Regions from separate parts of the Mus musculus genome. Here all the other regions are linked to region 2. A link is a loop called in an ENCODE intact Hi-C map of the cell type or tissue named here. Cell type or tissue: heart. All regions are shown on one strand. Links, peaks and the distances in the headings refer to the core of each region. The heading gives the core; the rest is flanking DNA. Region 1 overlaps Sik3 (SIK family kinase 3). Region 2 overlaps Sik3 (SIK family kinase 3). Region 3 overlaps Sik3 (SIK family kinase 3).

The links. Hi-C counts contacts between places; a loop is a spot of excess contacts. Peaks named below come from ENCODE experiments on the same cell type or tissue, not always from the same donor. Only the 100,000 strongest peaks of a DNase experiment are listed, where the experiment ranks them.
Region 1: it touches region 2 in a loop (2.3-fold over the local background); 8 of 42 quality-filtered maps call a loop at or near these places.
Region 3: a loop joins it to region 2, with 3 times the contacts of the local background. A loop is called at or near these places in 8 of 42 quality-filtered maps.

The regions. Positions count from the first base shown.
Region 1 is chr9:46,169,348-46,180,074 of GRCm38, forward strand. Sik3 (SIK family kinase 3) reads left to right here. Exons shown (of 25, transcript NM_027498.3): 5 at 8,525-8,649; 6 at 9,085-9,208. Among named protein-coding and RNA genes, the nearest start is that of Apoa1, 54 kb to the right of the region's middle. In heart, for the core only: no CTCF peak of the experiment used is centred there; a DNase peak (open chromatin) is centred at 6,214; H3K27ac peaks cover 1,607 bases.
Region 2 is chr9:46,114,144-46,124,870 of GRCm38, forward strand. It overlaps Sik3 (SIK family kinase 3), which reads left to right. Exons shown (of 25, transcript NM_027498.3): 2 at 9,074-9,190. Among named protein-coding and RNA genes, the nearest start is that of Gm46110, 40 kb to the left of the region's middle. In heart, for the core only: a CTCF peak has its summit at 5,662 (motif pointing left); DNase peaks (open chromatin) are centred at 6,088, 6,868 and 8,788; H3K27ac peaks cover 1,984 bases.
Region 3 is chr9:46,181,484-46,192,210 of GRCm38, forward strand. The region is part of intron 6 of Sik3 (SIK family kinase 3); the gene reads left to right. Among named protein-coding and RNA genes, the nearest start is that of Apoa1, 42 kb to the right of the region's middle. In heart, for the core only: CTCF peaks have their summits at 3,915 (motif pointing right) and 5,070 (motif pointing right); a DNase peak (open chromatin) is centred at 3,338; H3K27ac peaks cover 389 bases.

The DNA.
Region 1 (10,727 bases), core at 2,090-10,089, 56 kb after region 2:
CTCATTTTGGTCTTTATTATTTTTGAGTCATCTCTAACAAGCCCCCTTTCTCTGTAAGTCCATGGAGATCTCAGACAAGGACCAGAGTTAACTGTGCGTTGGGGTGTTTGTCTCTGGTTGTAAGTTGTCCTCAGAAGATTACAGCTTTGACAGAATGAGGGATCTTGTCTCAGTGCTTCCTGGTGCAGATGGACACTTGGAAATACGGATATATTTCCAATTTATTGTCCTCCCAAGCTATACTCTCCATATATATATATCTTGTTGAGTCTGGTAGACCTCTTAAATCTTTCCCTCTGAGTGTGTATATATACATGTGTGTGCGTGCACACACACACACACACACACACACACACACACACACACGCACGCAGGAAGGGAAGTCTAGCTCTCCAGAAGGCTTGGCTGTCAGCTGCATTGCTTTGGGAGCACCGAGAACACTGACACTAGCTGAAGGCTCTGCCCCGTCTGCTCACATCTGCTTTGGATTGTTCCTTGGTCAACCAGGAAAGATGTCCTTGTTATTGCTCTGAAGTGGTGGACTGAACAAGAAAATTTGCTCTTGGAATTGTCCCGATTTTTAAATTAGTGCCACCAGCCCTCCTCTCTTTTCCCACCATGTTTCACATACCCAGCTAATGATACGCTTATTTTAGGATACAGTATCACTACCTTATATAGCCTCAGGCGCCTCATCTCGCCTAGAACAAAGAGTTTCAAGGCTCAAAATCAATCTTGGCCTCTGGTATTTAAACCATCCTAGGCGATGAACATAGGGTTCAAATTAGGCCTCTGCTTTGTATTAAGAGAAAAGGATGTAAATTGCCTTTTGAGCCTGCAGACAAATGCTAACTAACCGGGGTGTTGGGGGTTGGAAAAGACACTTAACAAATTAAGTTGAGTTGCTTAGGAGTGGAGAAATAAATGACCATAGGCTCCACCCATATGGCTTCTGCTGTGTTGGGTGTAACTGCTGTATCCAGTGTAACCAATTTCCTTTGTGTGTGCCACCACACGTGTGTATGTTCATGTGTGTACAAGTGGGCATGTATCTGTGTGTATATGTAAGCCAACGGATTTCACTGGGAATTGTTTAAGTGTTATCCTTCTAGCTACCTATGAACACAGGGTCTCTTACTGGAGCCTGTTACCCCCTGATTAATCGGGGATGCCTGGCCAGCACACTTCCACACCCGCCTCCTTCTCCCCAGCACCGGATTTAGAAACATTTGTCATTACATTTAGCTTTGGGGAATCTTAAACTCAGGTCCCCTTGCTTGCATCGCAAGCATTTCCTGAATGAGCCATCTCTCTAGCCCTTAGTGGTCTCTTTCTGTTATGACTTTGATTTCTTTTGTTTGTTTGTTTTTAAAGATTTATTATCTATCTATTTATTTTTATATGAGTATACTGCAGCCGTCTTCAGACACACACTAGAAGAGGGCATCAGATCCCATTACAGATGGTTGTGAGCCACCAAGTGGTTGCTAGGAATTGAACTCAGTACCTCTGGAAGAGCAGTCAGTGTTCTTAACCACTGAGCCATCTCTGCAGCCCACGACTTTGATTTCTTAGGTAAAAATCTTTATGACATTTATCACCTCTGGTTGAGTCTGTAGGCCATAAATCTTTTCCTATCCTCTGAAAAGGGACTGCTGGCTGTCTCCATCTATTATTCAAGGCGATGCTTTAAGCTGGACATCCAGTGCTCACCTGTAATCTCAACATTTGGGAGCCCGAGGCAGAAGAATTGAAAATTCTCCAACCTGGTCTCAATCTCCCACCCCAAAAGTAATATTTTAACATCTGTATATTTGAAAGAGCATAGTGAATTGTAGGTTCATGTATGCTTACCCTTGGAAGTGTAAATGAAAGATTTCTAAACATTGCAGATATAACCTTCCCTCTAAGATACTGGTCATTCTGAAATCATTTCTTCCCGGGGCTTGTTTTCTGTATACAGTCAGCATATCTACAATTATGCTTTTCCCTTTATGTCACCTCAAGTATCCGATCCAGGATGCTCTGTAAAATCACCGTGTGCCATGTTGCATGCAAAGCAATGTACAAGTACAGGTAGGAAGAATCTTTGATCCACCCTGAATTACTGCATGAATATCCAAATTGCTCTTCCATATCCAAAGCCCCCTTCATGACGTTGGCTTCAGCGCTGCACACCTCCCGCTTTCTCGGGCTTTTAGGATGCCCTGTAACTCCAAGTATTTACTTGCCCTTGTGAGCTCATCAGATCCCATTTGATCCGAGTCTTTCCTCTGCTTCCGTTTGTATGTGACTTGTATGGTTTCACTGTGGTGACATTGCACCAGAGTTTAGTCTATGGCATTCTCCATCCTGGGCCACATATGCCTTTCAGCCATAATAGCAGAGATAAGCTAAGGTCACTGTCTAGTGAGCCCAGCCGCAGAGCGACACGTCCTGGCACTCCAGGTTTTCCAGGTGGTACTGGTTCTGGGGACGCAGGGACCTTTTCTAGCACAGAACATGTACTTTTGCAGAAGTGGCTGGGCTATGCTTCTGCTAACTCCAGGGATATCATGCATGACTTAAAAAGTATAGTCGGAAAAATGTTTTTAAAAGTTCTGCCAAAATCTCATCCACTTTTAGTTATCTAATTTTTTAAAAACTCTATCCTGAGTTTTCTTTTTTCTTCTCGCTGTCCATTTGACTTGACCCTTAAGCTAGACATGCTGAAAGAAGGATGCCAAGTCCATAGTGACAGACAGTGGGGAGTGGATGGACGCCTGGTGCTGGGATGGTGCTTAGTACAGGGAGGGCTTCTTTCTGTGGTAAAGTACTCTAAATCCACCCTGGTTACCCAATTCTGAACGTACCAAAAGCCACTGTCGATGCCCCTTAATTAGATGAAATTATAAAGTGTATTATAAAGAGTGGATCTCTGCTGAGCATGTATCAAGAAGCACAGGATGGTCTCATCTTGTCTTATAGAACTTCTCAAAGCCGGGCAGGGAGGGGAGGGAAGCAGAGGCCCATAGCACCCAGCATTTAGAGCTGAGCTCATTTCACCTGATGCAGCTGTGCATTCTGGGTAGTGCCACAAGCCCCACGCAACACCCAGGGCAGTCCCTTCATAGTCTCTTGTATTCACTTAGCAAGCAAGTTCTGAGTGCTCTGTGCTTGATCATGTTCCCCTCCACCCCCATTCAGTTTCCAGTCCACTTTTCTCTCTTTACCTTCCCAGATCACCTAAGTGTGATCTTGGGTTTGTTTTAGGTTTTGTGTGTATGGGTGTGTGGTGTATGTATGATATCTACATGTGCACATTTGCACCTGCACTAGGAGGCCATCAGATGTCCTGCTCTATCCCTCTCCATTCTTTTGTTTGATTGGTTTTTCAAGAAAGGGTTTCTCTGTATAGCCCTGGCTGTCCTGGAACTAACTCGATGTGCCACTACTGCCTGGCTCCCTCTCCATACTCTTTCTCTTTCTCTCTCTCTCTCTCAAGATTTATTTATTTATATGTATATTATTAAGATTTATTTATTTTATGTAGCTGTCGTAGACACACCAGAAGAGGGCTCTTAACCTCTGAGCCATCTCTCCAGACACACACACACACACACACACACACACACACACCCATTCTCTTCAGACAGGGTTTCTCACTGACCCTGCAGCCGACCTGGCAACCAGCAAACCTTAGATTTCCCCCTCCTCAGCAAATGCCGGTTGGCTACACTCAGCCTTTTAGTGAGTGCTTCAGATTTGAACTCAGGCTTGCACAGGAAGCAGGCTTCATGCTGAGTCATCTCTCTAGCCCCCTGCTTCCTTTTTGAGTCATCCCTGAGATGGTGTCCCTTCTGTAGGGATTGTCATACTGCAGTATCCCCTGCAAGTCCTCCAGACACTGATGTTGAATGAGTGTGTGAAGAGATGGAGGCATTCATTTAGAGTCCTGTATGAGGTGCTGGGAGTATGCAGCAGTAGGCAGTGTGAGTAGCAGAAACAGCAGCTCCTGAGCCCATGTGCCTTTGGAAGAGAAATCATAACTTTTTAGGTACAAAGTAACTGATCAAACCCTGGCTCTGTGCCTTGTTGTTGTTGCTGTTGTTGTAAATCTTGTTGATATTTCTGACCCAAGCCAGTGAGAATCCATCCTTGTTTTAGTCTTTGCTTTATTTTTGTTAGAGTTTTTCCTCCTGTGTTGGTTGATATTTAGTTTATTTCAGTTGTCTGTCCTATAAACAGTAAAGGCTGCTCACCCACGTCTTCCCGCCCCTGCTTCAACCACACATCCCAGGGTCCCCCTGCTACTTCACTAAACTGCCAACAGTTCTGAAAAATAGCCCTCTGCTTGAAGTGTGCAGAAGCTGCCCACAACGGTAAGCAGCTAAGAGAAACCAGAGCACATATTTCCTCCAACTCATTTTTTTTCCAGCCCCTCAAGTATTTGTTAGAGGGAGCTGAGTTTTCAAAATGAGTTCCAATGTTCCCGTGTGTTAATAATTTGAGGTTTCTCCTGCATGGATAATTTAAATGTTCAAAACCAACTCATGCTAAAGTTAAATGCACATTGAACTAGCCGTACTCCTAGCTTACCATATACATGGCAGTGATGGAGAGGGATGTGAGGTAAAGAGCCACTGGCAGGGAAGATGGCCACACAGTGCTAAGGAAACCTCGCTTTACAGTGATGCATTGTCAGGAAGGATGCTGGGCCTGCCCCTGCTAGGCTTGGAAACTTAAACTGCGTTTAAATCATCTTTCACAGCACCACCACAAGTGTCCCACTGCAGATTCTTGTTAGTGATGCCAGCGAGCCCTCCGCACTGAGCTGCCTGGGCTGACCTCAAACTTCGAGTCCTCCTGACTTAGCCTCACCTAGCCGGGGTTACAGGCTTGTGCCATCAAGTCTAGGGTCTGTTAGGATTTTTAACAACCTATCCTACTTGCTTATGAAGAGTTTGGACAATTTTGCTCACTGTGTGCAGACTGTGAGGTGTAATTGGACATTGAAAAGATTGGTGGTATATTCTTCTAGTCCTAGCACTCAGAAAGTCAAGGCAAGAGGATTCTGAGTTAGAGACCAGCCTGAACTACAAGATTTCCTTCAGCTTAGGCTGCCTGTGTGGCCATAGGGAGACTCTCCAGCAAGCCATCAATTGGTATGGCTTCCAGCTGATCCATGGGCATGGCTTCCAATGTGTTCTCCTTCAGAAGCAGCATCTGCTGTTTGTTTTTGAGACATGATCTGACTGTGAAGTCCTGGATGGCCTGGAACCCATAATGGAGACCAAGCTGACCTCAAATCCACAGATAACCAATCTTCCTCTGCCTCCAGAATGCTGGGATTAAAGGCATGAGTTACCATGCCGGTCCATAAGCACTATTTCTTACACACTCACTGTGCTCGAAGAAATGCTAAGTATCATGAAAGCCAGGAAAGAATAGTAGCCTTTTTTAAACATGAATGCTACTCTCCCACCCTCCCATCTCTTCGGCCCCTTTCATGTCCCCCCACTCCTTCTCAACTTATCTCCTCTTTGTACCGGTGTGTGTGTGTGTGTGTGTGTGTGTGTGTGAGAGAGAGAGAGAGAGAGAGAGAGAGAGAGAGAGAGAGTTACTTCTGACCACTTGGGATTGGATAACCCTTGGGGCCTCACCTCTGTCGAAGAGAAGACTGACTCTCCCTCTCTTGGTAGCTTTAATTACATGCAGCTCTTCATCTAGAGGTGGGGCCTTGTGAGATTCCCTCCATCCATGCATGATGGCGTGTCAGCTGTGTGTGTTGTCATTGGACAGGTCTCCTTCAGCAACTCTAATAAGTAGTTCTACAGAAACTACGGAGAAAGAATAGACTTCTCTAAGAGAGGTAGAGTGTTTTTAAAGCTGAAAGAATTACACACACAAGATAAAGAGTCACAGGGGAGTACAGAGAAAGGGGGAGGGGGATTGTCTTAGTCAGTACTCTATTTCTGTGAAGACACCATGACCACAGCACCTCTTATGAAGGAAAACATCTTGTTGGCTGGCTTCAGAGGTTTAGTCCATTAGCCTTAGGGCAGGAAGCATGGCAGAGCAGAGGCAGACATGCTGCTGGAGAAAGAGCTGAGAGTTTTACATCTTGATCCACAGGCAGCAGGAAGTTACAGTGACTTTGACTTCTGAGACCTCAAAGTCTCACCCCCTAGTAATGCACTTTCTCCAGCAAAACCACACCCATGCCAACGAGGCCACACCTCCTAATTGCATCACTCCCTATGGGCCTATGCAGGCAGTTTTTACTCAAACCACCACAGTGATCTAAGAGACTTCACAACAGGGTGTTTATTTCTGTTGACAAATGGCACTGTTTTGGCTGTATCAGACCCTGAACTAAACCCCTGGTGATCAGTAAGCTACTAGCTTCAGCAGCTTGGGTGAGAGAGGTTGGAGATAGAGGTTCTGGTAGGTGGCCATTGACGCAGCAGTGTGAGAAGGCACCAGTCAGTGTTCAGGAGCGACTGACACAGTAATTTAACTGGCTCATTTTTGTGAACCTTTCTATCGTATATCAAAGATTCTGTGAAAAGATGAGAACAAATAAACCTCTTTCCTCTCCACTCAGTAGTCAGTAGAAAGCTTGAACACATCATATAGCTAAGAACAATGTAAGGCAGAGTGGAGACTGGGATGTCAGAGAATAAACAAAAGGCTCTGACAACCAAAGGAAGCAACTGATATGGTATTTTCTGCTGGAAATCAGTTAAAGCTTCATACAGGAAGTAATATTTGACTGCACCTTGAAAACGGATGACATTTTAAAGGTGGGAGAGACAGGAACAGGCCTGGCACAGACAGGAAGTATATAAAGAAAGGCATATAAACACAGGATGTGGGCCCTCTAGTACTGAAGATTAGCCAGGGGTACTCAGGAGAGCTGGGTAGGGTGGGGCTGGCTGTGATGGAACTTAATGACAATGCTAAAATAGAGAGCTGCCTCTTTTTTTTTTTTTGAGCAAAGAGATAACAGGATCTGATTTTGTATGGCAGCCATTGAGCTCTGAGTGAATAGCTTAGGAGGTGTAAAAGGTAAGATTCTAAGCAAGAGGGGCTGGAGAGATGGCTTAGCAGTCCAGAACACTTGCTGCTTCATTGTGAGGACCAGAGTTCAAATCCCTGCACCTATGTGAGACAGCTCTCAAAGAGGCTGTAATGCCAAGAAATCCAGTTTCCTCCGCTGGCCTTTATGGGCACTCATACAAACTTGGGCATACACCCACATGTAAAAGTATTTTTTTATCCCCTGATGTAAATGTTGCTTCGGAGGCTATTGCCTCTGTCTGCTAACCTAGTCCTGGAAGCTTCTAGCCTCAGTACGACCTAATCTAGGCCTAGAGTGTTTTCAGCCCCTGAGACTTGCTGCTGAATAAGCTCACCCTTTCTAGTTCTTTCTGAGCTGTAGCGCAAACACTCTCCAAGCTGACTGATTCAATCTGGCTCCCCCGCCCCCTCCCTCCCTCTCCTGAGAGTTAGGCATATCCTGTTCTGTCAAATCATTCTCTGATTCATCACTGTGTCACTTTGCCACTCAATTTGACATCACTTTCCACATGGGCACTTCCTTCCACAAACTAAACTTAACCTTCATTGTTTGAGATTAAAGGTGTATACTAAGGGTGTGTCTGTGTCCATCCAGGTAGATTAAAGGTATGTGATGAGACTGAGCCACACCACAACTAGAAATAGGATTTTCCAGTAAATAACACAATCGCAGAGTTCACAGTGTGATCAGATATCCTGCAACACCCATACCCCCACACACATGATTTTTGTTTTAAGTTGACAGATGGAAACAACATGGGAACAAAGCCAGTGTATTTTCTTTTAAGATTTTATTTCTTTATTTTATATATATGATAAGTACACTGCAGCTGTCTTCCCACACACCTAAAGAGGGCATCAGATCCCATTACGGATGGTTGCGAGCCACCATGTAGTTGCTGGGAATTGAACTCAGGACCTCTGGAAGAGCAGTCAGTGCTCTTAACCTCTGAGCCATTTCTCCAGCCCCCAAAGCCAGTGTCTTTTGTAACAGAGCATGCAAAGATAGTCTTAACCAGCAGGTCCTCCGTGGGAGAATTCTCTGGCTAGTTAGAGAAATGCACAGGGCAGAAGGAGAAGGGCAAAAGAGTTGGAGAAGGGAAAGGGGCTCCAGGGAGGTAGGTATGTCGCCTTAAGATTGCTGCAGGGAATGGAAAAGGCAGGGAGAGTGCCAGGAGTTCAGGGCCAGCCAGGGAGGCTGGGGTGTCCTTGGGGTAGAGTCCATCAATTAAGAAGTTTTCCAGCATGGGTCTCCCCTCCTTCACCTTTCCTCTGTCCCTCCTCTCCCTTTTCCAGGTGCACATGAACAAGGCAGGTGACCCAGTCCCAGCGAGCTCAGATGGTTCACTGCCTACTTCCTAGATTTGCTCTTTCAGCCTGGTGACACAGCTCTGTGTTCCGCTAACCAGAGACCAGTGCCTGCTGGGATGCTGACATGAGTGTTGTTCCCTTGCTTCTCTAGACTTTGGCTTCAGCAACCTCTTCACTCCAGGGCAGCTGCTGAAGACGTGGTGTGGCAGCCCTCCCTATGCCGCCCCAGAGCTCTTCGAAGGGAAGGAATATGATGGGCCCAAAGTGGACATATGGGTGAGTATGTCCCGTCTTATCACCTGTCCCCTCTGCAGATGACAGCTGTCCTGTCATGTGGGAGTGCAGAGCACGTTCACCTGCACTTGCAACCCCAGTCTCCCCCAGCACCCAAGTCACATGAGCCTTGGCTTTCAACTACTCCCTTTGCACCTGCAGAGGACCCCTGTGAGGGCCTGAGCAGAAGATGGCTGTGGCAACAACAGAGATTACCTTTTCTTGAGAGGCTGGGTCTGAGAAATGTTTGGAATCTCACCCTAAATTCATGTCTGGAAGCAGAAATGTTACCTGCTCTGAAGACAATTGACTTTGACACTGACCCATATTATATCCTAAAAAGAGGACAAGTTGGTCCCATCATCTGCACATACACTAATGGTCTCTTTTGTTTCCTCCAATGCTATTAACCGTCCGTACTCTCTGTTTGGGCTACAGAGCCTTGGAGTTGTCCTCTATGTGCTGGTGTGTGGCGCCCTGCCGTTTGATGGGAGCACACTGCAGAATCTGCGGGCCCGCGTGCTGAGTGGCAAGTTCCGCATCCCGTTCTTTATGTCCACAGGTAAGGGACCCGCCAGCATAAAGCCATGACTGCATTCACGGAGAGGCAGGCATGTGGAGTAATTTCACAAGTGCAGTGATGCTGGGTCAGTGGCCATTTGGCTGCTCTCTAAGCTGCAGCTGCCTCAGCTCGTCCAGGAGGCAAGGTTCCTTAGGAGCGAAATAAGCCACCTGCTTTGGCTTGGGGATCGGGCTCTGCTCAGTATCAATTCATCTGAGCTGTTGTACCTCAGTCTAAGACGGCTAAGGCTTTGCACGGCCCCTGGCATACAGATTAGATTAACTGCTGTGTGAGTCACTGGTGCCATCATGGTGCTACAGTGGCATCAGTGCGTGTCACCTGTCCTCCCCACAGCCTCCACTGGAGTGCCAGAGCTCCGCGGTTGGCACTGATGCCCAGGACAAAGCAGGCTTTCGTCTTTGTCTTCCTATGGTCTCATTTCCTAGTTCTCTAGTTCTCCTTCAGATTCTAACTATTTAGGAAAATTTTTTAAGTAAGCAGACAATAGGATAATAGCTTTTTGGAAATTTTAACACTGAAAACGGATACCAGAAACCCAGATGTTATAGTTAGCAGACAACTCAGAACCTCTGGGTTTGGCTTCAGTTTGGGATGTGTTTAGTTGGTTGGTTTGGGATTTCTTTGTCACCATTTCTGTGCATGTCTGATCCACTATAGACAGTGTTACCTTTTGTCTAGCTACTTTCCTCTTAAGGAGAGCATGCACACCTTTAGAATATGTAGGTGGAGTGTGGGTTCCGTTTAACTGAGTCAGCTCAGAACTGATGACTTAGAAGGTCATGTGTCAGGTGATGATAATGCTAAGGAAAGGGGAAGAAGAAACCTTTAGAATGGTGGGTGGGAGATCGTTCAAAGAGGAACAGTTGGAAAACGTGACATTTCAGGGACAACTGGAAACGAAGGATACTGGAGGATTACTGCCCGAAGGCCCCAGGGAGGGAGCAATTGGGGTGTGCCTGAAAGGAGTTGAGCATGTAGACTCTCTGCTTTTACTCTGCTGGAATCGGAAGAATTAGAAGCTCTCTTAAAAATAGAGAATAATATGGTTAGACCTGTGGGGGTTTTCTAAATTTTTATTACGAAAACTTTTTAAAAATTGAAAAGATTTTTTTCATCAGCTTTTAAAGACAATCCCTGTAGTTGCTACACTGCTTGTTGAAAGGAGAGTGCAGTGCAGTGCTGTGTGGTGCAGTGCAGAGCTATGTGGAGTAGTGCAGTGGCATGTACTATCACGCAACACAGTGCAGTGCTGTGTGGTGCTGTGTTCTAAGGCACAGCACAGTGTAGTGCAGTGTTGTGTTGTGGAATGCTGGGCAGTGCAGCTCAGTGTAATGGAGTGTTGTGCAGTGCAGCTCAGTGAAGAAGCCTGGTTGGTAGGAGACTTAGAGAGCATGTTCCCAGACTGAGGAATAGAGTGATTTGGGACGGATCGCTGCTGCACACTACCTGGTTGATGTGTCAGAGGAATTTTACAGACATTAGCTCCCTTCAGTATTAT
Region 2 (10,727 bases), core at 966-8,965:
GTTTCCTAGGTAATGCCTGTGTACCTTGTTTATGGCGGGCATTTGATCCCCTGGACCTGGAATTACAGATGACTGTGATCACCTAGATGGATGCTGGGAACAGGGTGAGGGTCCTCTGCAAAACAAGTGCGTCCGTCCATCAACCATCCGTCTCCCCAGCCCCTCCCAACTTGTTTTCATGATGTTACGTGTGCTCTGTTCCTTTTGTGCTACAATACCTGCATAAATGCAGGTTGTAGTTTTCTTTGGCAATAAACTAATTGGTATTTTCATAAAATATAAGGAAGGACTAATAGATGATATAATTGTTTTTTTTCTTAAGTTGTTGATGTTTTAAATTTTTTACCTCATTGTTATTTGCTATATTCAATATTTTATTCGATCAATATTCATTTATGATCATTCTTTTTAAGTGAAGTGTTTGGTGCCACTGTAGCAGCTGTCTGAAATTCTAGATGTTAGTGTCACTTAGCACTGCTGTGCGCCTTTGGGAGACACGAGGTCTGCTGAGGAAAAGCTAGCGATGTTAGTTCCCGTACAGTCTCCCTATCCCGTGTTTCTGGCTGACTCAGAGCAGTGGCACCACTCAGCAGTTTTCTCTGTGGAAGAGTTTCTATCTAGGTTTTCCTTCTTATCTGCAAAATAAATATAGAAAAATTGAAAATTAATTAATGTTTCCTGTGCTTTCTAGGGATTGACTTAGGCTGCATAAATGGCACCATTTACTACATGAAATGCTAGCATTTGTTATGGGAGCGAAATCCAGTTTACTTGAAAAACTTGATTACTAAGTTTCAGGAGGCCTTTAAACTCCTCCGGGGAGGGATGCAAAATGCATCATAGCATTACAGTTTTGGTAGAGTTTTAGAAGTGGTAGTATGCACCCGTGACATGAAAACCTACCTAGACCGTTGGTGGGCTCAAAGAGGCTAGCTTTCCTTCTTCCGGCTGCATAAGACCAGGTGGGGCGTGTGTGCTTTGACCACAGTGGTCAGATTTACCACCTTCAGAAATGAGGAGGGTAATTGGAAAACACAAACAAGACAAACAAACAAACAAACAAACAAACAAAGGAGTTGAAAAGGATTTTCCAATTGTTACTGTGCTCCCTTGGTCCACTGAGACTCCTGTCCTTGTGTGTAGGCTGTGCTAGGCACAGGTGACCCACGGTCTGACTCTCCAAGAACAGCATTGTCATGGCATGGTTAGCAGGACACCTGTCCAGTGTGACGAATCACCCTAGCGTAAGCCTATGAAAGTCACACACGCCATGACAGTCGGGTTAAGCAGCTTTCTGCTGGACTCTGAGTTCTAGGTGCTGAACAGTGCCCAGGCTTCTTGACAAACACCATTCTTGGGAACAGCACCGTCCTGTCCTTTGGTGAGCCTCTGTTATTTTTACCTGAGCTGGCACTCCAGGAAAGAGTAGATTTGCTCCATTAAGAACATCCATCTTGAACTTCATTCAGCTCGCTGCCTCCTCCTGACCTCATTTCAGAGAGCACTGCCCAGCTCTCTACACATCTAATCTGTCTTCTTTGTTCTTTGGGCTAAATCGTAGTCTCTCGAAGCTTATCTCCCACTGTGACAGTTAAAATCTTTTTTAGGCTGAGAGCCTCTTCTTATTTTTCTTTTTTTTTTTGGGAGTCTCCTTAACAGCAGCCCTTCCTTCCCACATCCCTCTCTTCCACACCTTGCTTGGGCTGCCACTTGGGACTGTTAAAACTTCCTGGTCACCTCATTTCTTTGTGGAGTTTACCTTCCCTCTACTTCCCCATCCCTAACATTTCCTCTCTTTTCAAAGATCTTGGACTGGGGGTCAGAGTCAGTGACAGAGCCATCGCCTCACAGGCAGGAGGCCATGGGCTCCATCCAAGTACCTTTTGTTTGCCTTCCACTCTTGTTTAGCTCCCCTTACCCCCCTCTCTGTGTTAGGGCTGCAGGATGGACAAGCTCTACCACCACCCCATGTCGGCCAGGACAGCAGCCCTTGCATTGAGCCTTTGCTGCCAGCCTAGACGTCTCCCTTTAAAACTCCCACTGCTCGTTAATCTAAAGTCAACACCAGGGAATGGAAAGTTGGAGTCTGGTACTTCTTACCTGACCTTCATTTTTATTGTCAGTCCCATCTTTTCTTACACTCAGGTTTTTTTTTGAAGTATCTTTTTGTGCAGTCCATTTAAGTGTTAAGCCTGCAGAACAATGGTTGCTAGACATCCGCACTCTGTATGCCTATGGTACATTGCTGGCACTTTGTAAATAGCGGTGTAATCACAGCGGTACTCATGTCTGGGCCTGAGCGAGTCACCTGTAATGGCGGAGACACTTGTGTGGCTCCTGCCTTCTAAACCAGTAAATGGTAATCAGATAGAAATGACTGGAACTGCGACATCATTTTCTTTTCACCTTTGAAGTTTTCCCTTCAATGCTTTGAGTTTTGAGCAGCCACCAACAGAGCAATTTTTCCATTGTTTCAGATACCATTTATTATGCATAAACTACCAATGTTCTAACTTACAATTGCTTCAAAAAATGTTTTATTGTATATTTGACCATTTTGAGTAAATTCTTCATTTTTTACCCTGCAGAATTCCTAAATGTACAAACTAGTTTGCTTTCGCTGTCCCAGACAGGCCAGAGAAGTACAAAAAAAAAAAAAAAAAGGGAGTTGAGCTGTGTAGTCATAAAATGTTGATGTTTTAGATGATAGCTAACATCTTCCTTTGTAGTCCTTTGAACGCTGCCTGACCCATCTGTGTTGTCCATGTTGAGTCCTCTTGGCTCAGACTCGGGCATCCCAGCTTAGGCATGACACTGTACAATTTCCAGGAAGCAGTGCAACTGGTGTGTAATGACACTGTACAATTTCCAGGAAGCAGTGTGACTGGTATGTAATGACACTGTACAATTTCTAGGAAGCAGTGTGACTGGTGTGTAATGACAATTTCCAGGAAGCAGTGTGACTGGTGTGTAAAAGAGACTGTCTCCATTCAGATGTCCAGCTTCACCTTACCCCTTACTACTAAAACTAAAGGATGGATTTCTGTTAAGAAGTTGGTTCAAATACAGAGGTTAAGCTTGTCCCAAGTGTGGCCGGTCTATATCCTGACTGGCCATGTGACACAGTTATTAATCATGGCCACTTACTCCCTGACAGGTTTAGCTTTAAGATGTCAGCTTGTGAAGTTTGTGGTTTCTTTACATTTGTTTTCCCAATGGCCATTCTGTTTGGTAGTTAGGATTAGGAGAAAAAGCTTTGTTTCTTCTTCATCAGGGCTGGTTTGAAAGGTTTTACAATTCCCTTTTTAGGCAGCTATTTCCTAACCTGGACCTTTAAGAGACTCAGGGGAGTGTGGCCAGCTTTCAGGTTTCCCCAAAGGTTTTCCAGGTTTCCTTGGATCTGTTTGGAGTCTTCAGAGGAGGGTCAGTTCACTGGCTAGGATGTTGCTGTAGTTGCCATTTCTCAGTGAATCTGGGGATGCCACAGCTTCTAAGACTCTGCCCTGGGTCTCCAGGATAAAATGTCTTTATAAAAAGTTTTATTTTAGCCGGGTGTGGTGGTGCACGCCTTTGATCCCAGCACTTGGGAGGCAGAGGCAGGCGGATTTCTGAGTTCAAGGCCAGCCTGCTCTACAGAGTGAGTTCTAGGACAGCCCGTCTTGTTCCCGCTCCCTCCACGTGCTCATGGTCGGCCTCTCCGTCTCTACTCTTCTCCCCCCCACTTCTCTCTCTGCCTTGTGTGCTTCTGCTACCCTCTCAACTCCCCTCCCCATGCCCTGAATAAGCTCTAGTCTATACTTTAAAAAAAAAAAAAAAAAAAAAAAGCTCTTGTTTTGATTTTCCTGTCTTATTCTCCACAATTAGAAAATGGAGATTGCCTGAAAGTACTGTCCTGTGACAAACACTTTGTTCCCATGGTTAAGGAAGTGTGTGCTTCTGGTGTTGGCTTTAATCTCTGATTTTAATTTGATTTCTAAGTGAATGGGGACAATATATATATTGAAGCTTCTTTGAAGTTTGTCTGTAATTTTTTTTTTCTTCCATTCTGTAGACCAGGCTGGTCTTAAACTCGCAATGATCCTCCTGTCTCAGTAGTTTTTAGTGCTCTGGAGCTGAGCTGCTGAGGAACAGAGTAGCCTAGCTTGCCGGATGCTCAGCACACATGTCCTCAGTAGTTACCCTGAATGGATGTCTCCTGCGATTGCTTAGCTGTTAGATCACCTAGACCAGTGCTATCCACTAGAAGAGGATTATATGTCATATTGAAATCTTCTCCTCCCCTTCTGTTTTGAGAGTCCCACCAATTATCCATGGAATTGTGATTCTCCTGCCTCAGCTTCTCAAAGTAGTTGGAACTGTAGGCCCATGGCACCAAGCTTGGCAGTATACACATTTTTAAAAAGTTAAAGGATATAGAGTTAATTTTGAGTAATATATTCTATTTAACTTAATATCTAAACTCTTATTTCCACATGTAATCAATAGAAAGGTAGGATGGTGAGCTTACAGTCCTTTGGTAATACTAATGTGATAAATGGTATATATTTGTGTGCACTGTCTACATTCAAATGCTATGTAACCATATGTGGCTGGTGGCTACTGTGTACGATTAGACATATCTAGACCATTCGGTAATTCTAGAGGTGAGCTGAGAACAATCTAGAGGAGATAAAATTTGTTCTAGAAACAGGCCAAAAAATTGCCTTCATGTAAGAGAACACTCACCTCCCTAAGGTTTAAGGACACAGTGGAACTAGCAGAAGACATTTCAGTGAGAGGGGCCGCTTCTTTCCTTGAAGGATGCCCCCTTCTCCCGAGGAAAGAAGACAGACTGTGCTTTCCTCTGTTGGAGGTTTTTTTTTTTTTTTTTTTTTTTAAAGCTGTGTATTTGTCATAGTGTTTCACTGAAACCCCCACCAGGGGTTTTTGCTGGGAAACTGTGGTTGGTTTGATCTTAGAGTTGAATTTTCTCCTGGTGTCTTGGTTCTACCACCGTGTCTTTCCTCAGAATGTCGGGTCAGAATAAGCAGGAGAATGACTCCCTTTGGGGGAAGCAGCCACTAATTCTTCTTTCATCTTCCTTCTGTGTGTGCATCCCTGTGCTGCAGAATGGAGGCAAGGGTTAAAGCCACTGTGGTTTCAGAAGTGAGAACCCCCGAGAGCGAGGAGGGAAGTTCTGGCTTTGGCATGAGCCGAACTTAATTTCTTTCTTACCAGATGCCAATTTAAAAAGAATTCGTTGAAGGGAAGTGTCTTGCGGAGGGAAATTTTTAAGAACGTTCACAATCTGCATCTATTTAGCAGCCTATTTGATGTGATGCCATGTTTAATTAATGTTGGAGTGTCAGTTCACACAGTCATATTCTCTGCAAGGGAAGAGGATTCTGTGGAGAACAGACCAGGCTACAGGACTCACAGGATCCTGCGCTGTGTCCACTCCCTTCTTGTTAATAGTTTCCATGTGCTTGGGTGAGTGTGTGACTTACAGGTTTCCCTCTCCCATCTCTAACAACTTACTGGGGACCTGGGGAGATGGCTCACAAGTTAAGAGCACTGACTGCTCTTCCTGAGGACCTAGGTTCAGTTCCCAGCACCCACAGATTAGCTTACAACCATCTGTAACTCTCATCATGGAGGCTCCAACTCCCTCTTCTGGCCTCTGAGGGCATCAGGCATGCACATGGTCCACAGACATACATCCAGACAAAACATCCGTATCCCTAAAAATTAAAACATGCTCTTTGGAAGTTTGTCTAGTTACCTGCAGATTTACTTCTGCTATAGCATGATTAATTTTTAAAGGAGCCTATGTGTACTTTAAGCTACAGCTTTTATCATATAGTCTGCAGCTGTGAAAAAAACCCATGCTCAGTATGCTGTTCTCAAAATAATCCTGCCGCGTGCCAGCCCCTGCTCTGTGACTTCATCATTTCTTCTGTTGTTCCTCCTCCTGCTGTTTAGAACCCTCCCCTTTCCTGCTTACAGCTAGGGCTTGCCATTGTCTAGCGGTACTGCAGTGCTCTTTAGGACTGGGGCTCCTTAGTTGGGGGGAGGGGCAGGGACACGCACAGCCTCAGCTTGGGCCTTGCTGTGGTTTCCGCCCTGTGGTTCAGGATGACTGTCCTGAATGGAATTCATTTTCCCTCAGCTCTGTTCCTTCCATACTCGTTACACATCAGCTGGCAGCAGGCCAGGAGCTTCTCTGTGCTCCCACAAATTGTCAGCTACTTTACTTCTGGCCCCTGGCTTGCCCTTTGACAAAGGAATTGATGTTTTTGATTCAGAATTGTGTTGCTTAGTGAAGCCAGTCTAATCCATGCCATAGAATGCTCAAAGTTTAAGGCCACATTCTAGAAATATTGAAAGCATCAGTACCTATATTCAATAGAGCCTCCTCCCACCCCTGCCCCACTTATCTGTAGGTGATAATTTTCAAGACCCTGATGGGGGTTCCTGGAGCCATAAACAGTGGCACCCCCTTCTCCCTCACAAATAAAATAGATTAGCCGTGGACTGCAGTAACAGTTATGTGGATATGCTCTTTATCTTGACAGCCAACCAACTGTAGATCTTAGCAGCTCTAGCTCATGATTTCTCTTCCATTTCTATTGTTGGTTTCTTGAGGCAGAGTCTTGCCTTATAGCCCAGCTGGCCTCACACTTAGGATTTCTTGCATGAACCTCCCTAGTGTACAGGACTATAGGCATGCACCGTCATGCCAGCTCCCTTCTAATAAAGGCAAGAGGGTGAAGGAAGGAAGCCCCTCTCAACTTCCCCAGGACACCCCGGGACTGCGGAGTTACCAGCATGGCTGCTCTTGTACTTTGGGGTACTTGGATCAGTAAAACACAGGTCACCTGAACATGATCTGAGTGATGTTGAGCAGCGAGCCTGACTACTGAGTAATAGGGTAGCGAATATGGCATGGGTGTGCTGTGTGGAGAGATGATTCATGCCCCAGCAGGACACAACTGCCTATAGACAACTTCCTCAAGCTTGGTAGACTGCCATCAGTTTAAAACTGGCACCCTTTATTTCTGTAATTTTCCATTTAATACTTTGAGATTGAAGTTAGTTGCTACCTGAAGCTGTATAGAGTGTGAAAATGGAGGTTAGGATGGTGCCAATCTCGTGTATGTGTATCACAGGCCAGACACACTTAAGCAGGTTGTGTGCATGCCCATGCCCATGTTTTACAGAGAAGGAGATACAGGAGTTAAAATAACTTGCTCTATATTATACATTAAGAGACCGTTCTAAACTTTTTAGTTTAAGCAACTGGCTTCTTTTTTGTCCTTGCTTATGATCCTGTATCCAGAACTGGGCCAAGCTCCCCTTTCAGTGTTTTGTGGAGTCTTTGTCTCCTTTACCCTAAGGAGCAGCCCAGAATTTGATGCTGTGGAGGAATTCCATAGAGAGGTACTGTTTGCTATGGTACGGTTTGGGGAGCAGGCCCAGGAGAAGCAGGTGCAGTGCCAGGCCAGCTGGTAGAGTGATGTTTGCACAATGACCAGCAATGCCTGTGGGCCTCACAGATCAGAGTTGCAGAAGGTGTGGTGGCCCCGCTCTTCAGTGTCTTAAGGCCCCTCCCGCTGCTCTCTGTCCACTTCCTTCTCTGCTCTAAGCCTCCTGTTCCCCGTGTGTCTCTCTGGGTGGAAGTGCTCATCCTCTGCTCAGCCACTGCACCTCTGTCCCAGAGGAGATTCCAAGTCCTGGAAGTCATAGCTGTGCCCTTTAGTCCTGGAGCTGGAGACACACGCAGGGCGCACATTCCTCCAGCAGGCTGAGTCCTGGGCACTGCGCTCAAGCCTGCCTCTTGGTACCTTTCCTCCTTGCAGTCTCCACTCTGATATCTGAAAAAACTGCAAATAAAGTCACCTATGTGCCAAGCATCCATACGGGTGGCTAACTTACAGTCATCATGCTCTGAGCTGAATGTTTTATTAATATTGATTTATGTATTGATTAAGTGATTGAAACTAAGATACAGAAACATTTTTGAAGTGAAACAAGTATTTTGAGTATTTCTCTGAGGATGATAAGAAAGTTGAAGATTTAGTAAATTAAACTGGACCCAGTGGCTCACATGCACCTTTAATCCCAGCACTCAGGAGGCAGAGGCAGGACGATCTCTGTGAGTTTGAGGCCAGCCTGGTCTACAGAGCTAGTTCCAGGTCAGTCAGGGTTATGTAGAGAGATCCTGTCTCAAAACACCGAGTGGGGTGGTGGGGGTATGACTTAGTGGATTGAAACAAAGTCCATCATCTTTCATTCTGTTTTAAAATGTCTGTGCTGTGTTACATGGTGAGTCACTCCCATAATCTCAGTACTCTGGGGTCTGAAATAAAAAGGTGGCAGTTGAGACCAGCCTTGGCTACAGAGTCTGAAGAAAACCAGTGTGGCCTGCGTGGTGTCTTGTTCTGAGACCGTGTGTTGGGGTTCATAGGATTTTAATGTTGGTTTCTTTCTAAAGGCCAGACCACCTGGATCTGCCGCATAGTCGTTGTTAATGACTAAGTATTGGGTTTGCTGCTTACTCTTCTGTGCCTTAGTTTCCATATTAATAAAAAAGGTTCATAATCACACAGGCGTTATGAGGCTTAGGGGAGTTGTCGACATAAGGCAGTAGGAGCTGAGACTGTCACAGGGTGAATGTTCTGTATAGCTGCTGTCACCAACTCTGCCACCCCTGTTTTGCCCCCTCCTGCTGGCACCTTAGCCACTTCTCAGACCTGTCACACATGCTTCGTCTTTGCAGGAAGTCCTGCCCTCTGCTCATGGAAGCATGGTTTGACCTAGCTAGCACTGGCCACATTTTTTCGGTAACGAGATGTTCCGTCCTGGGCTTTTACTGTGTAGGCAGCGTAAGAATTACAGAGAACCCATCTGCTCTTGGAGCCTATCCGTTGAGACAAACTTCCTTGGAATCCATATCCTGTCTTTTAAAAAGAGTTACACTGTTTTATTACGTGACATCCTGAAAACACAATGCTAGCCATTTAAAGTGGGTTTAATTTTCTTGAGTAAACTGCTTTTAATAATGCTCCCATACGTTTCCTTCCTCTGTTGCCAGGTTGCTATTAAAATCATAGATAAGAGCCAGCTGGATGAAGAAAACTTGAAGAAGATTTTCCGGGAGGTTCAGATAATGAAGATGCTTTGCCATCCACACATCATCAGACTCTACCAGGTAGGAGGGCCGGGAGTCCTGCACAGCCTACAGGAAAGGCTGCCTCTGGGAAGATGTGGGTGCGCGGAGTGAAGGGCTGCCATCCGAGCACTGCCCCACCCTTCTTCCCTGCTCCCTGGGACCTCCACCCATGTCCTTTGATTCTCCCAAGCAACACACAGACCGAGTCTAAGGCTAAAAGTTTCCTTCTGTGGATCAGAGTTCCTCAGCATTGTGGAAACCGCAAAGGAACAGAGACTGTGTTATCACCTCATGTGATTATTTAGATATCACATGAGTTTAAACTATGAATTACGGGTGTCGCTGGGTAGTGGTGTTGCACGCCTTTAATCCCAGCACTCTGGAGGCAGAGACAGACGGATTTCTGAGTTTGAGGCCAGCCTGGTCTACAGTAGAGTGAGTTCCAGGACAGCCAGGGCTACACAGAGAAGCTGGAGAAAAAAACAGAAGAAGAAGGAGTTCTTGCCCGAGTCAGCCCTTACCCTCTTGTCTTTTCTAGATGAGCCAGGGCTTAGTTCTCCAGTTGCTATCTCTATCAGAATATAGGTTAAACCCCGTATCATGAAAGCAATTTCTGTGGTAGTTTTTTTAACCTTCCTACGAAGCAAGCCTTGCTTTGCACCACCAGCAAAACGCTACGGCACAAGTAGTGCATCTCTTGGATGGAATTTCAGACTGACCAGAAGGATGAACCTCGCCTTAGCAGGCTGGTGGAAGAGATATTTTGGGGAGAGGTGGGGTTCCTCAGATTGCAGGGTGCTGAGTGTGTTCATCCAGCCTGCTCCCAGCTCTGCAGCAGTAGTCCTCTCCAGAGTTGAGGGAAGTGTGCTCACTGCTGTGAGTCAGCAGGGGACGTCTCCTGACCCAGGTATGTGTGAGGCTGAAGAAGCAGGCCGCCACTATGGCAGACTTGCCGAGCCTGCTGATCCCTATGGAAAAGCAACCATGTATAGAGGCATGCGTGGATAAGCCCACAGCTGTAGCTCCCCTCTGGAGTCAGCTACTTGCAAGGTGAAATGAGTTTTGTCAGTCAGACCTGCTGAAATGTATCATGGTAAACAATGTTGGCAAAAGCTACCTTCTATAAAAAGCAAATTTAGAATCCTCCCTGCTGATGTCTGAAGGCCCTGCACAGTGAGGCAGGTGTCTTACCTTTGGCTCCTTGCCTGTCTTGGTGGAGTGAATGAAATTAAGTATTTCCTCCTGTGTTTATTTTGCTAATTTGTTCTTACTCTGTATCCCAAGCTGGTCTCTCACTCATAACCCTCCTACCTCAGCCTCCCAGACTGCTCCGGACTAAAGGTGTGCATGGCCACACCAGCAGCTGAATCCACAGGGACTCGCTGTTATAGTGAAGCACCCTAAAGTACATGTGGGACTCAGGCTGACCTGCTGGACGCCACTGCGTCCTGCAGAATTGATGATCAAGTTTATGATCCTAGCCTCAGGTCAGACAATCTGCCTTTTCCAGCTCTGACTTTGACTCCGCCTTCTTTGACTCTGTTTTTATTTTGCCTTCTGGGCCTAGAATTGTTAT
Region 3 (10,727 bases), core at 546-8,545, 67 kb after region 2:
GAGTAAGTGCCACGGAGCATGCCTGTGAGGCCATATGGTAAGAGCTTGTTTAGATTTGTAGTAGACTGCCAAACGGCCTTCCCTAGAGCTGGGCTGTGTTGTTGTAAATAAGAGTTCTTACTGCTGCCCGACTTGCGGCTTTTGCCTGATTAGCCTGTGGGGCGTGGTCCCCTTTCACATGTGTGTGGTGTTCCTTTCATGTGTAGTTCTGAAGTCTGTGATCCTGAACATCCTTGTATAGGTGTCTCATCAGGTCTTCATTTTTTATTCCTCTCCAACAAAATCTCATAGTGTTTTTCCAAGCTGCCTTTGAACTCCTGGGCTTACACAGTCCTGCCTCAGTCTCCTGAGGATCTGGAATTGCTCGTTTATTTATTAGGGTTTTTCACTGTCTTCTAAACCCCATTGTTTCTTACTGCTTCTGAGATCCATTCCTTCTGTCCCCTAAGTATACTCTTAGTCATCTCTGCCAGATTTTTCGTTCTCTCTTAAGCCTTACATCTCCTCTTACCCAAATGAGCTGTCTGAGCCATCTCGTTTACTGCCATGGCTTCACCGATCCCTTTTGGGGACTGCTCCCAATTAACTGTCTCCAAATTCTCTCCTGAGGTCTAGGGCCACAAATATCCATCCATTTGCTATTTAGCATCTTTAAAAAAATTATTTTCCTTGTTTTGTAGTACTGAGACTCGAACCCAGAACCTTGAGTATGTTAGGTGGGCACCCTGCCCCTGAACTACAACCTGTTACTCAGTGTCTTCCTTTAACATCTTGAAATCACATTCACTGAAGCATTTTCCAAAATGAACTTTATTCCCTATCCACAGTTTTGCTCTATTTGGTGTCCCTGGTGTCCCCGTCTGAGGCTTGGCAGAAACAAGTCTTGATTGTTTCTTCTCTTATCACCACCAGAGCCAACTGGTTAGTAAAGGCTGTGCAGTCAGTCTGCTATTCCAGTAACCATGCTGTCATCTTCTCTTGCCTAAGTTAGACTTTGTCAAATCTGTGGATGCTGAGTTCCATCCTTGTCTTCTCCATGTTTCTGCGTGACCTTGGCAGACACGAATAATAAAAACTACACCTCACATGCAAACCTCACAGGTACACGCATACAAACGCACAAATCTGATGATATCATTTTATAGTTTAAAAATGTTTCAGCAGTTTAACATTGCCCTAAAGTTTACTGCTAATGTGTCTAAAGCACTGAAATTCAAGAATTTTTACTACAGCCATGATAAAAAAACATACTTTATACTATAACTTAGAACACACACATATATGTTTTCAAAAATCAAAATATATTGTTTTGAGACAGAGTCTCTTTCTATAACCCAGGCTGATTTTAAACTAAAGAACCATCTCGCCCAGTCTCCTGAGTGCTGGAGTTGCTGGCAGTCTAGCCTGATCGAGTGCTAAGCCGATGATCCTGAGGGTGATGGTCAAGATTGTTCTCTGGCCTACACACGTGCATATTCAAGAAAAGGCAAATTCAGATATTTTCCGGGGTTTTTATCTTTCTGAACCTTGTCTTACTACTATGACATTTATCAAAATATACTGTAATTGGAGGCTAGAGTGGCTCAGCAGCTCAGAGCATTGTCTGCTCTTCCAGAGGTCCTGAGTTCAACTCCCAGCAACCACATGATGGGAGCTGATGCCCTCTTCTGACATGCAGGTATATATGCAAAGTCATGTACATGAGAATAAATTGGTTTTTCGAGACAGGGTTTCTCTGTGTAGCCCTGGCTGTTCTGGAACTCACTTTGTAGACCAGGCTGGCCTCAAACTCAGAAATCCACCTGCCTCTGCCTCCCGAATGCTGAGACACATATATTTTTTAATCTTAATTTATTTCTTATTGTAATTGATTCTTTCATTATAAGCCTTCCACACCAGACTCTGAACTTAAAGAATATGCAGAGAAAGCCTCCAGCCTTCCCACAGTTGTTTATAATCTAGCAGTGTCTGGTACAGCAGCACTTCCTACACACTCTTCTGTGTCAGAGTCAACTGCACCGACCTTGTGTTCCAGGGGCTTTCATTGACTCTTAAAATCAGGCTGCTGGTGGTGCAGGCCTTTAACCCCAGCCCTGGGAGGCAGGTAGATCTGTTCAAGGCCAGCCTGGTCTGCATAGTGAATTAAGACCTTGTCTCAGCCCGGCGGTGGTGATGCATGCCTTTAATCCCAGCACTTGGGCAGAGGCAGGCAGATTTCTGAGTTCGAGGCCAGCCTGGTCTACAGAGTGAGTTCCAGGACAGCCAGGGCTACACAGAGAAACCCTGTCTCAACCCCCCCCCCTCCCAAAAAAAGAAAAGACCATGTCTCGAAAAAGAAAAATGAGAAATGTACACAATTGTGACTTCTTCTGTAGCACCTCACCCCCGCCCCCTCCCCCAGTCCTGTTTTCTCTTGTTCTGACCTCAGGCCCTGGGCTTTAGTCAGGATAGTGTTTGTCCTTTCTCAGACATAGCAAGCACACTCTGCTGTCCCCTCAGGTGGGCACTCTGAGGCCTCTATTGACACCGCCCTCCCCACTGCCACCAACAGCTTCCATAATTGTGTTTGTCTTAACCCTTGTCTCAGCTCCACATGCTCTAAATTGTTTTCCCACCTCCCATGTCATCATTGTCGTTGTTGTCGTCATCATTGTCATCATTAGCTGGCAGGGATGAGCGGTTTTGGATAAGTTTTGTTCACTGCTATATTCCCAGGCCATGGGGTAGTGTCTGGTGTCTAAACTCATAAAGATGTATTAAAGGAGGGAACTCATACACAGGTTTGTTAAAAATACAGTCTACGGGGGTGGGGGTGGGTACGGCCCACCAAAGCCCTTCCACAGGAAATACTCTCACTCAAACAATATCAAGAAATTACATTGTGCGTGTCTAATCTCAGCACTTGGGAGGTGAAAGCAGGAGGCTCAGGAACTGAAGGTCATTAGCTGCTCAGTGAGTTTGAGTCTAGCCTGGGCCACATGAGATCCTGTTTCAGTCCTTGCTCCACCCTTAAATACACACAAAAATAACTACATTTCTCTAAGGCTAGAGTTTGTGAAGTATTTTCCTGTATTTCGTCTGCTTTAAACCCTGCAGCTGTGCTCTGGAATTGTTACTATATACTATTTTCCTGCTTGCCGTGACGTGTAGAGAAGTGAGTTGCCTTGTAAAAGCCACACAGTTCACCCCAGTCAGCCACTCCTCGGATGCTGTATTGTTCTGCTCAACCTCACTGTTATAAAAAAGGGGGGGGCAGGTCAATAAACCACTTCCTCTGCTTTTCCAGTGTCCACAGTATTTCCTGTGAGGAGTTTGGATATCCTCCATCTTCCACCCCAGCCTCTCAGACCATGCAAGGCTCTTCAGGCCTCCCCAAAGCAGGCTGCTGAGCATAGCTCCTGGCAAATAACCTAGCTGCTGAAACCACGCTCCTAGTGAGTTATCATGAGTGCTGAAAGGCTCTGAGAATGGCAGCGTGATTGTCCCAAATAGTGATACTGTATAATCCCGGAGAGGAGATTCCCCAAGTGAATGAAACAATGCTCTGTAAGATGAAGCACAGAAAGCAAGAACCAGTGGAGGAAAAGAGCTGGCGGTCACCATCTTACTGCATGCTCGTTCTCATCCTCAGCGATGTGCATGTGCTTAGCTTTATCCTGTACCATAGACCTGAATCCCAAGACTCATCAGAGGCTGGTACTATCCATATGGTGAGGCACAGAGGAAAAGGAAATCATAGGATATTCCTTCAAGCATCATGGAGTTCAGTTTCAAGGGAAGTACACTTGAGAGTCTCACCCGGGGTCCTCTTTCTGTCTCTGGGCATAGCTGTGACTCACTAGACCTGGAATTAGCTCTTCCTGTGGAGGTCGAAGCTGTCAGGTCTGCTCTCCCTCTTTGTGCTTCTGTCTCTTTCCTATAGAGGGCAGTGTGGGTGAAAAACAAGACCTGTTCTCTGCTGTCACCACCTTGGCCTGAGCTTACTGATTTCTGTGAAAAGATGTAGAAACTCAGTCAGGGCTGAGAGAGCTTTCCACATTAGCCTGTGAAACACTAGAAGATCCTTTCCTCTATCTTTTATGGCCAAGTCAGACTCCAGAGTGTCTCCAGCTGGGAGATCAGTCTCTGAAGATGGACACTGTTTCTATAGTAACTGTGGGATGAAGTTGTCTTCTCATAGTAGGTCAAAGCTTGTTAGACACGAGTGTTCTTCCATAGCTGTCCTGAGATCAACTAAGGTCACATATTGTTACATGGCATTTGTCATGGGCTAATGAGTGTCATGAGTGGGTTTTAACTACCTAGTTTATTATGGCCTAAAACAACCAGATGTGTTTTACACAGCTGCATCTTCTGGAACCTAGAGGCACCTGGCAGGAATTACATGTCTTTTCAGTGACAATTTTGAATGAAATATGGAAGGAATCACAACGTTGGTCTTATGGTGGTGGATACCACTCAGGAGACAAAGGCAAGCAGATCCTGTGAGGTCAAAGCTAGCCTGCTCTACATAGCAAGTTCCAGGACAGCCAGGGCTACATAATAGAAACTCTGTCTCAATGTCCCAACCTCCCACCCCACCAAAAAAAGGAAAGTTGAGAAAGGACTTACTACTTAACTGTAGACTCTCCTGTCGCTTCGGCATTGTACTATTAAAGTGAGAGGTAGCTCCCCACCGATGGTTGGACACACTCAGGAAACCAATTGGCTTTATAATCTCTTGTTATTATTTTGTAGATGACTAGATCAAGTGACTTCTGGTTAGTTTGCAAAGGTATTTTGAGCCAGTCATCCCGGCACTCAGGAGGCTGAAGCAGGAGGAACATAAGTGAGTTGGACACCAGCATTGGTTACATAGGAGGTTGGAGGCCAGACGGGGTTACATAATGAGACCATCTCACAGCGAAAAACAAAACAAAACAAAACAAACTATTTGATTTACTGTAATTTGGCTCTCCTAGTCTCTGATAAATCATGTTTGTTACAAACCATGTTTGTTTTGTTTTGTTTTTAAGGTTTATTTATTTTTATTATGTATAAAGTGCTCTGCCTGTATGTATTCCTGCAGGCCAGAAGAGGGCACCAGATCTCATTATAGATGGCTATGTTGGAAATTGAACTCAGGACCTCCATAGCCATCTCTCCAGGCCCAGACCAGTGTTTTTGAGTGAAGCTTCTTGGATTGACCCAGAGCTCAGAGCTGTCATCCAGGGAGCATTTCAGCCTTTGCCACAAGATGATAAGGGGACTCATTTCCTTGAGCTCATATAAAATGAGACCTGGTCTAGCCAGTGTCAGCAGTGGCCACATCTGACTCCACCCACTGATGGAAGCCAGCAATATACACATTTGGTTACTAGATTCACTCCCTGATAATACATTTTTAAACCCTTGGATATGTGTTTTGCCTTATCCTCTTGTTAAATACCACCTATGAGCAAATATAGTCCAACCATTTACTTAACGGAAGGAAAATTAATTTACCATGAAGAAACTGCACTGATGCTGAGTGCATTGAGATCTCTTGTGGGCAATATTTTTGAGTCCTTATTGATTAGACTTCATTGGGACTTAATTAGCTGTAATATTGCATAAGCATTTTATCACTGGGAATGCAGATCCCACTTACATAATGCTTCTGATGGAGAATATGGCCTACAGCTACTGCCAGAAAGCTTTCACTTAGAGGAAGGTAACTCTGCCCTATCCGAGTACCCATCAAGAACCACACAGTGTCTCCCTGGGCGAAAGCACTTTGTGGAGAGGAGCAAGAGTGGGAATGGGCGTCACTTGCCCGAGCTATAAGTGCAGAGGCACGTCTTTGGAGGTCTGCTCTCCATCCAGGGAGAAAAACCTGTGGTGCTTTGGTGTCTATCCACCTGGGAACACATCTCAAACCAGAGAGCTGGGTGTGGTGCCACACCTGTAATCCCAGCACTTGGAAGGCAGAGGCAAGAGAATCACAAGTCACCCTCAACTATATGTAAGTTTCAAGGGCAACCTGGGGTCTATGAGACCCATTTTAAGACAAAACAAAGCTAGACCTCATCCGAGTGAATCAGGCCTCGCCCTAGTCCCATGAGTTTATCTAAGTTTCTAGAAAGCCAGGGATGAAGGTCCTTGATAGTGTTCCAGTTATAACTATACCTTTCAAGCAAACTGTTTTCTGATTTATGGAAAGCCTTTATAGAAGAATAAAGAAAACTCCAAGTAGAAGAAGCTTGATTCCAGAGGTTGGGTGATAACTAACTTTGGGTTCCTGTGCACTAGGCACAGTTGATTTAACTACTTAGTTCTCAGCAGGCTCTAACTATCCCGTGAGATATGCTGAATGCTGGGTTGTTTGATTGGTATAAAAATGAAGGCATAGCAAGGATAAGAGATGCTCACTTAGAAAATGCTAGAACTAACCTTTGAACCTTAGCCCTCTGACCCCAGAGAGTTCCTAACCATTCTCAGTTACAGTTAGTTCTCGTAAATAGATACCTGGTAAGGTTTTCAGAGTATTTGGAGAGTCCTGGAGAGGATATCAAAGAAAGCATTAATAGGAGGCCACGAGATGGCAGTGCAGGTAAAGGCACTTGCCACAAGGCCTGGGGGCTTAAGTTCACTTACCAAGACTGCCCCTGCCCCATGCCCACCTACACTAGAGCTTAAATACACATTTTTAAAACTTCTTAATTAATAGCACATACTTTAGACTCTGGGAGATTTCTAGCTCCAGCCAACCTCTTACCAAAGCTGTCTTGGTTAAAAACCAAAACACAATGCTATTTTAAGAATAGATTTAACTTTTCATTATCTGTATAGAGATGATGACAAACTTTATTTTCTGTTTATAGAGAAAAGTGGCAGAGCCAGGTTTGATGGTGCATGTCTACAGCCCCATCAGCTGGAGGGATGAGAGCAAACTAGTGCCAGCCTGGGCTATATAGTGAGAAGTAGTTTCAAAGACTGGGAGGGGAAGAGACTGAGAGACCAAGCCAGGAGGGAATCTGAGAGGATATGAGAATGTTTTATTTGCGGTTTTCTTTCTGGAAAAAGTAGTCAGCATTACTGAGACACTGAGTCACAAACATCTGAAGGCCTGGAGCGCAAAGCACCAGACTCCTAAAGCCATGTAGCTCTCTGTGCAGAGGCTCCTCACAGCCCCTCTCCATCTGCGCAGCCAGCTCTCCTGTTTTGATCCCTGACCTGGTCAGAGCTTGCGAGTAACAGAAGCTGACAGCAGTGTGCCAGCTTGCATCCAATTCTGACATGCAGTTTAACTGTTTGAAGTTCTGAAAGTTGTTCATTATCCACAGAAAGGGATGTTTTAGAGATTGGACTGCCGGTTAATTTTTGTTCCCATTTTGGATTTTGAGATTTAGAAAAATAGAGCTGTCTAAAATTTGGATTGCTATAAAAGCAATCTATAACTAAGGAGTAAACATTGATGGGAAGCATGCTAAAATTGTCCAAAATATAGACTTTGGTGCTGAACACTTGAGAATCCCATATGTATTTAAACATATGTATTGAGCATATGCCTTGTTGACTGGAAAGACTAAGAGAAACTAGACCAAACACCTTCTTGTACACACTTAGAGGAAGCATGGGTTTCTGGGTAATTGTTTCTTACACTCTTACAATGCCCTCTGGCAAACAGATGGCTTCTCTTTCCACCAGCTCAAAGAAGCTGTGCGCGTGCAGGGACCTGGCACGTCGTTTCTTTGAGACTGTTCCTCTGCACAGACCCCGGAGCAGAGCTTTATGATGGCACTACTTGAAAGGTTCAGGGATGGCAGGCTTTCCTTCATGGGGTCAGCCCAGAGATGCTGGCATCCAGTCCCACAGAGCTCAGTTCTCCTTGTATGATTCCTTGATTTGCAACGCCTGTCTCATCCATCCCCCACAATCACCAGAGCTCAGGCTTCAGTAGGACTGTTCATCTTAGCCACTGACCTCATTAGCAGGTGAACACGGGTACACACACACACACTCCTCACACATGCGCGCGCACACACACACACACACACACACACACACACACACACACACACACCTTTCCATGTTCTCTTGCTCCCAGTCTCGCACACACTCGCTGTCAGCCCACCTCACAGTCCTTGTCATCTCATTAGTAGTTGTGAGCATGCCCTCTACTGCTTCGTTTGGAACCTGCTTGTAGGTGAATAGTGCCGCAACAGCCTTTGGAGCTCACACAGCACGTCATCAGCTGGATGCGAGAATTGTTTGGATTTGTTTTTCTAAAGCTATGCTGGGTGCTACCTCAAACACTAAAAATGGTCATTGTTTGTTTGTTTGTTTGTTTGTTTGTTGAGGCAAGGCTTCTGTGTAGCCCAAACTGTCCTGGAACTCACTCTGTAGACCAGACTGGCCTTGACCTCAGAGATCTACCTGCCTTTGCCTTCCGAGTGCTGAGATTAAAAGGGTGTGCCACCACGTCCAGCTTCTAATAATGTATTTTTAAAGGTAGTGTTTAGATTAAGAATTCTCTAGGGGGGCTGGTGAGGTAGTTCAGTGGATAAAGGCCCTAACTACACAAGCCTGCTAACCCAAGTTTGTTTCCTGGACCACTAACCAGTCCATCCTCCCTTAAAGGTGGAAGAGAATGAATTGAATTCACAAAGTTAGCCTCTGACCTCTACACATAGGCCATGTATGCATGCATGTGTGTGTGCACACACAATAATAATAAAATAAACCACCCCCAGAAATCCAAATGCTTAGAAGACTGAGGCAGGAGGACCATGAGTTTAGGATTAACCTGAGTCTGGCTTATCTCAAAAAAACAAAGAAAGGACAACAATAAAAATAAACAGACTCTACTGTTTAGTATCTGCCTAAGTTTCTTAATGTCTCAGTTTTAATTTCTTAAAAAATGTAGATTATAATAGGTGTCCTGTATAGGTTGAGGCTTTACAGGACGTAGTACTCTGCCTACCACACCATAGCCAACCATGATAATATGGGCAGGAATGTCTCTGCAGGAATCACTCTACTGACATTTCATTTCCGTCTCTCTGGTTTTGACCCCATACAGCAGCACACCTAAATCTTTAGTAAAATAATGGTTTTCTGGCAACTCCAGCTTGAAGGGTGGGAATGACTGTTCTGTTGTGACTTCTTAGGTATTTCCATGGTAGTCAGCCTCCAAGTGAACAGGCAGAAGCCATTGTTCTCCAGGTCTGTTGCTTTTGGTTTGGGAACAATATTGAGCACGCACTTGGCCTTGATGACCTCCTGTCTGGGCCCCTAGGTACTGAGGCTCTAGGAATACACCTCCACAGCTAGCCTCTGAGGACGGTGCTACAGCTGTCAGCAAGGTTTATCAGTCACTGATGCGCCTGCCATTTGGGAGGACCTGGCTCATGTTTGGACATTGATGCTGTTCTGAAAGGTGCAATTGCTGTCTTGGAAGCTTCCCATTCTTCAAACATGAGTCTGTGAGTCTGTGAGTGACAGCAGGAGACTACCATGTGACGCATTTCTAGTGAAAATGAGATTACTACATCATACACAGACCATTCCTTTATCACTGTCACAGAGTTTTGAGAATTGGGGGTAGGTGACCAAGGAGTTCCTTATGTCCCCTTGTTATGCAGAAGAGTGATCTGTAAAATAAGTAGCTGTGACCCTCTGGGAAGGGTCAGTGAGGAGCCACTTTGCTGGGGCGTCCTGAAGAGCCGACAGGTTCCCTCTGCTCTGCTTCCTTCTCCGTCTGCTCACTTGAGTATCCTGTGGTTGTAGGTTTGAAGACGGTCATTGCCTTCATTTTCACATCCTTTCCATATTTTGTGTAGAATAACGTGTCCAGAGCTCGCCTGAATTCAATTTTATGAGCTATATGATACTGAGAAAACGTGGCTTGATGCTGAGTTCGGCCATGTTTCACCCTCTGCAGCAGATGAAATGTGTTAGCTTCTGACCGTCGGCCAGTTTCTGCTCCATGTGACAGCTAGGATCAGTGCTTGCCCTTGTGCCACCGACACAAAACAGAGTCCCTAATCTGGGGAAGCTATGAAAACTCTTTGGCTCCTTGAACAATCAAAGATTAATACAAGTTTGTGTACATAATTTCATAATTCCTTGTGGTTTTTTTGTTTTTTGTTTTTTGTTTTTTTTTTTTGTAGTGAGACTTTCAGGGTCTCTTAGGATAAAATCTGTTAAGGATGACTGAGAAGAAGTTTCAGAAGCCTGGAGTTGAGATTTGCACTGGGACTTATGACAGGTTATTTTGTTTGTTTGTTGTTGTTTAAAGAAATTGCCTAGGAGAAGAACTCTTTGTTTTAAAGCAAGCCTGTTACAGACATTTTTTGGCCTTGGCCCCCTAATGTCTTACATGAAATTTTGTGCAGAAAGACCAAAGGAAAAGAGTGGACTGCCATCTAGAGGCTTGAACAACAATGTTACAACTTCAAAAGCTTAACCGGCCTCTGTGTACTCAACTTTGTGAATTAAGAACAACTTTTTTCTTTCTTCTTCTCTTTTCTTTTCTTTTCTTTTCTTTTCTTTTCTTTTCTTTTCTTTTCTTTTCTTTTCTTTTCTTTTCTTTTCTTTTCTTTTCCTTTCCTTTCCTTTTCCTTTTCTTTCCTTCCTTCCTTCCTTCCTTCCTTCCTTCCTTCCTTCCTTCCTTCTTTCTGTCTTTCTGTCTTTTTGTCTTTCTTTCTGTGATGACAGACATGTATGTCATAGATGCTTCACTGCTGTGTCTACCCTTGCTACTG